Regions from separate parts of the Homo sapiens genome. Here region 1 is linked to region 2. A link is a contact called in ENCODE POLR2A ChIA-PET data. All regions are on one chromosome and are shown on one strand. Each heading gives the region's core, a stretch centred on a gene start or an enhancer-like site at or near the end of the contact. The rest is flanking DNA. Distances are from core to core; before and after follow the strand shown.

Region 1 (3,803 bases), core at 537-3,036, 640 kb after region 2:
GAAGTGTAATTAGTGGGGGAAAAAATATTTTTTAAACAAAGGATATAACCATATTTAGTTGTACAGTAAGAGAAATTTATCTGTGCATAGAGCATAAAGTTAATTTTTTCAAGCATTTAAATACATCTTTTGTAAGGTTTTTTAATAAAGGCAGATTGAGTCAAGTTTATTAAAACTTTACATGGAGGGGAAGAATATGCTAATTTGACATTTGAGAAAAGTTTAAATGCGAGCGTTTGTTTTCACAGCTTAGGGATTGGTGGGTGAGGTCTGTGTGCGTTATTTTCATGTTCCCAAACTGTGAGCTTTATTTCATGTTATTTTTGGTGGATGTTGACTTAGTTCATGAATGTTGTCACTTCTAAATGTGGACAGTTGGGCTGCAGGATGCAACTCAACCTCTTTTGGATCCTAGAGACCCCTGCCAAGCCCCCATCAGTCCTATTTTTAAATGAAGACATCGCCATTTCTAGAAGACCTGAGATTTTCTTCCCTCTGTGCTTCGATGTATTTTAACCTCAACATTTTGAAACGGAAAATGCAAGGAGGGGCCAAGAAATGTCCTGGGGATTTGATGCCAGGAAGTACCTGGTAAGGATTGGAGATTGCTCCAGAATCTACTGCATGTCCCAATTTGCAGTTTGCTCACTAGGGCTATATACAAAAGCTATACCCTTGAGGGTTTTTTTTTTTTTCTTTTGATTTCCTCAGGACCTTAGAGGGAAAACAAACAGTAGCAGCTAATATTCTCAAGTATATTGCTGCTTAGAAAGATCCTCAGGAACAATTAGCAGCAATAAGCAAGCCTTTGAAAAGATCTGAATTCTTTTTCCTGAAATATTTACGATACACAGGTGCTTTTTATCTGAAATCTGTTGTGTCCTCCTTTTAGGCAGTCTCTGTGGGCAGAGAGTGGGACTTGCGAGGTGGACAGCTGTGGGGATCCTGGGCAAGGGAGTTTCAGAAGGTGTGGCTCAGGGGCTGGTAGAAACCCCCTTTTGTTAGGACTTGTTTTTTAAAAAAGAAAGCCCTAGGCCAGGCGCAGTGGCTGATGCCTGTAATCCCAGCGCTTTGGGAGGCCGAGGAGTATGGATCACCTGAGGTCAGGAGTTCAAGACCAGCCTGGCCAACATGGTGAAACCCCCGTCTCTACTAAAAATACAAAAATTAGTCAGGCATGGTGGTGGGTGCCTGTAGTCCAGCTACTCAGGAGGCTGAGGCAGGAGAATTGCTTGAACCTGGGAGGTGGAGGTTGCGGTGAGCCGAGATCACGCCACTGCACTCCAGCCTAGGCAACAGAGCAAGACTTCATCTTAAAAAAAAAAAAAAAAGCCCAGCATTTTGCAGCTTTGAAGCTGCTGGGGATCACGACTGTCTCTGTGGCCCTTACCTGGCCACAGATGTACCCTGGCAACCCGCTCACAGTGCCCTGCGTGCAGGTTTATAGATAACCCCTGCCAGACCTGCTACAACCAAGACCTTATGGTCCAGGTCTCAGTTTGGAGAAGATTTAGCTGTCTACCACTTCTTGTGTAGTGTTCCTGTGAAGTTTTATTTTTGGTTGCAAGTATCTGGAAAACAGATGCAGATGTTTTTGTGGATGTTGTTGAGACTTTTGAGACTTCTGTTTCTAAGGTACACATGATGGGACCCAAACTCTCCTGGAGAGTTCCATTCACTTCCTGAAACGTGCACCTGTTTCAGGTGCATGTTTATTCAGTGTGCATGGATATTTAAGATTTGCTGGAGCAGGCTGGGCAGGGTGGCTCACCCCTATAATCCCAACACTTTGGGAGGCCAAGGCAGGTGGATCACCTGAGGTCAGGAGTTTGAGACCAGCCCGGCCAACAGAGTGAAACCCCGTCTCTACTAAAAATACAAAAATTAGCCAGGCCTGGTGGTGGGCGCCTGTGATCCCAGCTACTTGGGAGGCTGAGGCTGGAGAATCGCTTGAACATGGGAGGCGGAGGTTGCAGTCAGCTGAGATCATACCACCACACTCTAGCCTCAGCAACAGAGTGAGACTCCGTCTCAAAAAAAATTATTTGCTGGATCGAATCTTTTTTTTTTTGAGATGGAGTCTCACTGTCAACCAGGCTGGAGTGCAGTGGCACCATCTCGGCTCACTGCAAGCTCCGCCTCCTGGGTTCACGCCATTCTCCTACCTCAGCCTCCCAAGTAGCCGGGACTACAGGCGCCCACCATCATGCCCGGCTAATTTTTTATATTTTTAGTAGAGACGGGGTTTCACCGTGTTAGCCAGGATGGTCTCGATCTCCTGACCTCGTGATCCGCCCGCCTCGGCCTCCCAAAGTGCTGGGATTACAGGCGTGAGCCACCGCGCTGGGCCTAGATCAAATCTTTATCCATGCACATTGGAACACAGGATTACTGGGTTGAAATCATTCTAGTTTTGTCATTTAGATACTTGTAGATGAATCTATTTTAGCACAAGGTATAAATAACTCGGGAGGTCATCTCTATCTTCTTTCCTTTTGTGCATTTGGCTATACCACGTTTAGGTACTAAAACAGCTTTGCTTATGTTGGCCAGGGGAAAACATGGCATTCTGTGCGCAAAGCTAATGATCGCCAGCCCTGCCTTGGCCCCTCCCTTGTTTATGGTCATTGTAAGATGCCCGCATGTTAAGGCTTAAGCTGTCACTGGGCTGGGTGTAATACCCGCTTCATTCCTCCTCCCACCCTCTTACCCGAAACATGAAGGGCACTGTGCTCTATTGAGATCTCGATAAGATCATCATTTTAACTTGTATTCAACTGAGGGAGGTAACATGATATCTGGGTGCTGGTGGATTGAGACCTCAAGCATCAATTCAAAATTGCTGTCGAAAATATGCACTATTTTTTTTTTCCACTCTGGCTAAGTGTAGGCTCTGAAGCCAGTTTTATAGCTTGATACATTCTGGTGAAAGATGTCTTCATTTTTAATGAAAGAACCTACAGTTAGTAGGTGTCACCTCAGGGTAGAAATTCTGATAGAAATTCTGATTATTTGAAACTCTGATAGAAATCCTAGATGCTAGATTTGAAGAAAACCTGGGTTTTATTGCATAGATTTCACCTTTTCTGGGGCACATCTTACCCCAAAATAATTGGGGATTTTTTTGTTCCTTCTCCATTCCATGGAACCTTGTAGGGTGTTGGGATTGGGCCTCCCCTCGCCACCCGCCACATGTCTTTGTTTTTTTCTCTCTTTTGTATGTGGAAAAATGTATTTTTGTACCATATCTCATACCTGGAGAGAAACCTTTTTTCTATCTTCAGGGCTGTAGAATATATTAGCGTAACACTTCACTGAATGTGACGTAAAAGCATTCTGATGAAAACTGGTTCTGTTATAATTAAGACTCAGTGTTTAAAATATCTTAATCAGTGTTAATTTCCCAGTGTTTCAGTATCACAGTAAATACTTGTTTTACTGAGAACAGAAAATAATCCAGAAAAGGAAAAGGACCAGCCCTCTCTAGATTGCTGGAATTGTATGGATGTGTTGGGGTTGGTTTAGTGATCTCTTCCTTGACACCCTAGCAAAGATGCTTTTGTGGAGTGCAAACCTTTCATAAATATACTTTCCAGGCTGGGTGCAGTGGCTCAAGCTTGTAATCCCAGCACTTTGGGAGGCCAAGGCGGGTGGATCACTTGCGGTCGGGAGTTCGAGACCAGCCTGGCCAACATAGTGAAATCCCGTCTCTACCAAAAAATACAAAAAAAAAAAAAAAAAAAAAAATAGCCAGGTGTGGTGGTGGGTTCCTGTAGTCCCAGCTACTCAGGAGGCTGAGGTGG
Region 2 (3,589 bases), core at 688-3,187:
ACCTTACAGATGGGGAAACTGAGGCTTAGAAGGCTGAATTCACTGCCCAAGGTCACAGGGGTGCCCAAATCCACAAGCTGGGCCTTGACCCCAGTCTCGCCCTGGGCCTAATGGGATGGTTCACCGTGCTGGGGTCTCTGGTCCTCCAAGCCACTCTCAGGTTTTGGAGTCTCTAGGGGTACAGTGGGGCCACACCCTGCGGAAGCCTGGAAAGCCAGGCTGTGTGGCAGCAGGCTGCAGCGGGGGGAGACGTCCATGGTCGTGGGGTGAGGGGGACAGGCGGAGGGAGCCCCAGAGAGGGGAGGCGGGGGGAGGAGAGAGAAAGTGAAAGGACAGCTGGGGAGAAAGCAGGAGGCCCTTTTTGTTCCTGGGGAGATGCTCAGGGCCAAAGCCCTGCCCCCAAGTCATCCTGGATGAACCACCTCAGACTCCTGACCTGGCTGACAGAATCAATGGCCCACAACATCCCCCGGCCCAGGCCCCCTTCTGCGCCCCCAGGCTGCTCTGGCTCAGGCCCTCTTTGCCACAAGGGACTTCAGCAAGTGTTAGGGACGGGGTTCTGCACATTCAGCCAGATGCGGTGCCTTCCTCCACACCCAACCAGAAGGCCCGAAGCATCCAGAAGGAAAAGGCGCTGCCTGAAGCCCTGAGCTCTGGGGACAAATCCCAGGGGCCAATGTGGAGGGCACGCGGGGCACTGCTTAACTGGAAGTGATGGGGAGGGGCCTCCCTGAGGCCAGAGGGTGGATCTCAGCCCTGACCACAGGGCCGTGGGACCGTGGCCCCTCGGTCCCGGAGCCACCAGCGGCCGCGCGCACACATGACTCACTAAGAACCCACTCGGGAGGGTGGAAGGATGTCCTTAAATTCTGCACAGTGCTTGGGCGGAGTTCAAACAGGGGGAGGCTATACCTGGTCCTCCCACTGCAGGCTGTGTGACCTCACAGCCTGCTCACCCTCTCTGGGCCTCAGCAGGTTGCACTGAGGGAGCAATTCAGCATGGCCTGCCCGGAACCCACTGCACACACTTTACACCCAGGCACAAGGCAGCCCGATGTCATGGTTTGGGAGTGGCGGGGGGAGGAGTAGTCCTGGGGGAGGGGAGCTATGCAACCCCTCCCTCAGTGCTTCTGTATCGATGAGGAAACACGCAGCCTAGCGATGAAGAGCGTGGGTGCTGATCTCATAACTGTGGGTGCATATCGCAATTCAGTCGCACATGAGCCTGGCTAAGCCTCAGTTTCCCCAGCTCCAAAAAGGGGACAATGCTTGGCAAGTGTGTCAAAGAGGGAGAAAGGAGGGAGGAAGGGAAGGAGGAGGAAGGGAAGGAGAGAGGGAAGGCAGCAGAGGTCTCCCCAAAATGCTCCTCAATTCCCAGAAACAGCTGTGGAAGAAGCGGCTGCTCCTCAGAGGCCATTTACACGCTGGCGAGGCGAGCCTGCACCTTCTGTGCTTGTGGAGGAGGGAAGGGTCTCAGCCTCCCGTGGCCTGCCTCAAGCCCTCCAGGATGCTGGGGCTGAGACGTCCGCCCCCGCCCCCCCAGACCTGTCCCTCCCCAACCACGGCAGCCCTAAAGCTGTGAGGTCAAATGGGGCAGGGGAGCCACTCGCTCAGGACCCATTTGCCTCCGGGTCCTCATTCCAACGCGCTGACAGCCCGAATTCCTGGCTGAGTCAGTCTGGTCCACCGCGCTCCTTCCCCCACACCGTGAGACAGGGCTGAGGGCCCCCAGAGGTGTCTGTCTGAGAGGAGTGGGGTGCAGGGTGGGGGTGGAGGGCAGCCTGGCCCGGCCCGTCTCCAAGGCAGGGACACTCATAGCAGCATTGCCGCCTGCAGCCATCTCGGGGTACTCCCGGGCTTGAACCCCCAGAAGCTGAGTTCTAACAAGGCGGCATAATAGCCCCTCCCTGGCCCATGCCTCCTGGGGTGCAGAGACATCTCCTGAGGCAGTCTGGGCTCCTCTCCCAGCTTCCCAGAGGCGCGGTGCAGCGTGACTGGGGGCTCACCATCTTCAGCTTGTGCTGCTGCAAGATCTCATCGAGGTTCTGCCTCTTCTTGTAGTTGAAGTAGAAGTTCTTACACTGCGACACAGTCTTGGAGCCCACCATCCGGGCGATGGCCGACCAGTTGCGGCCGTGTTCCAGGAGACCTGTCTCAGGAGAGGAGGGCAGTGAGAAGAGGCCAGGCCCGGCACGCAGAGGGGGCCTGCATCCATGGCCTGGGCGGCAAACGGGCCTGGAGCAGAAACCCAGCCTGGGGCTCCCTGCTCAGGCCCAGGACCTCTGGAAGAAGAGACAGTGATGGGCCACGTGTCCCCTAGCGGGGAAGGTACTAGAGGGTGGCAGTCCTGGCCTCTGGGGTCTGGTTTCTCAGTCACTTGACTCCAGGCCAGGATGCATGGGAAAGGCCTGGGCTGGAGGAGCCAAAAGCGACAGGTGAAGTCCCACCGAGGCCACTGCGCGGGAGTCTGGGGGCGGAGGGCTGTGAATATCCAGAACGCACAGCCTCTGCCCAGGCCCCACCTCTCCTGCTGGGCGGAGGGCCTGGCCTACGTGACCCAGCCCTGACACTCGCTCACAGCTGCAGGCGAGGCCTCGGGAGACGGGTTGTTTTCCGGCCACACCGGCCCAGCGAAAGGAAGGGACGTGGTGAGCAGGGGATGGGAGGGTGGAAGTCAGGGTGGGGATGAGCTGGGGCCAGGAGCCTCCAGGCCCAGGTTAACTGGGGCACCTCCAGGGCCCAAACTCCCTAAGGGCACCTAAAGGCCCACTCAGGACTCGGGGCCCACCAGGCTTGGTTGCGCAGCTGGAATTTGCTCCCAAACCCCAACCCGCACAACCAGGAGGTTCTCTCAGCCTCACAGACCTCCTGCTGTGGGAAGAGACCCTCCAGGAATCGGCAGAAAAAGCTCCCTCCATCACTAGGTCTCAGGCCAGAACCAGAGCATGCCGCCCCCCAGGTTCTAGTTTCAAGGCCACAAACACCAGGCTCGGCAGAAACACAGCCCCTGCTGCACCGGAGGCAGTGCCTGGGAAGCCAAGCCCCCGGTCTCGGCCTGTCTGCCCGGCGAGCTGCGGCACACACAGGCACAGGCCAGGCAGCTCTATATTTATGCCTGTGTCTCCAGCGGCGTGACCTTGTGTGGCCCAGCCAGTCCATGCAGGTAGGGCCTGCCCACTTTCCCAGGGCTGTGGGAGAGACAGGGAGTGCTCCTGACCTAGGGGTCTGTGCGGCAAGAGGGTGCCCCTCCAGGGCAGCAGGCCCCAAGGCTGAATCACGTAGCTCGGGACATGGCAGCCTCTCTGAGCTGGAGCTCCACTTGTAAGGACTTTAATGAAGGATTTCCCATAATGAAGGTTTTAACCATTTTCCTTGAATAAAATCAAGCTGCAAGCCAAGCTCCAGCTAAAATTGTTCAGAGGTTGGGGAGCTGAGGGGCAGCCGTCTGTGTTGGTATTTTCATTCATTCATTCATTCATTCATTCATTCATTCATCCACCCACCCACCCACCCACGTGCTGGCTGCCTGCCTGCTACACACAAGGCTCTAATGCAAATAAAACAACAGCAGCAGAAACATCAACACATC

The links. ChIA-PET counts read pairs that join two places held with the same protein, here RNA polymerase II (POLR2A).
Region 1: POLR2A ChIA-PET joins it to region 2 with 10 read pairs in activated naive CD4-positive, alpha-beta T cell. The contact joins the promoter of THRIL here to the enhancer-like site in region 2. POLR2A ChIA-PET finds 5 or more read pairs at or near these places in 2 of 52 experiments (RWPE1 and activated naive CD4-positive, alpha-beta T cell).

What each region holds. Positions count from the first base shown.
Region 1 is chr12:125,025,637-125,029,439 of GRCh38, forward strand. THRIL (TNF and HNRNPL related immunoregulatory long non-coding RNA) reads right to left here and starts at 1,787. Exons shown (of 1, transcript NR_110375.1): 1 at 1-1,787. BRI3BP (BRI3 binding protein) reads left to right here. Exons shown (of 3, transcript NM_080626.6): 3 at 1-3,803.
Region 2 is chr12:124,383,739-124,387,327 of GRCh38, forward strand. NCOR2 (nuclear receptor corepressor 2) reads right to left here. Exons shown (of 49, transcript NM_006312.6): 19 at 2,007-2,149. Among named protein-coding and RNA genes, the nearest start is that of MIR6880, 48 kb to the left of the region's middle. RefSeq lists enhancers at 393-1,129, 1,130-1,865, 1,866-2,602, 2,603-3,337. Within about 2 kb of position 1,938, at least 12 of the 41 ENCODE cell types and tissues checked have a DNase peak (open chromatin) inside an H3K27ac peak, as active enhancers do.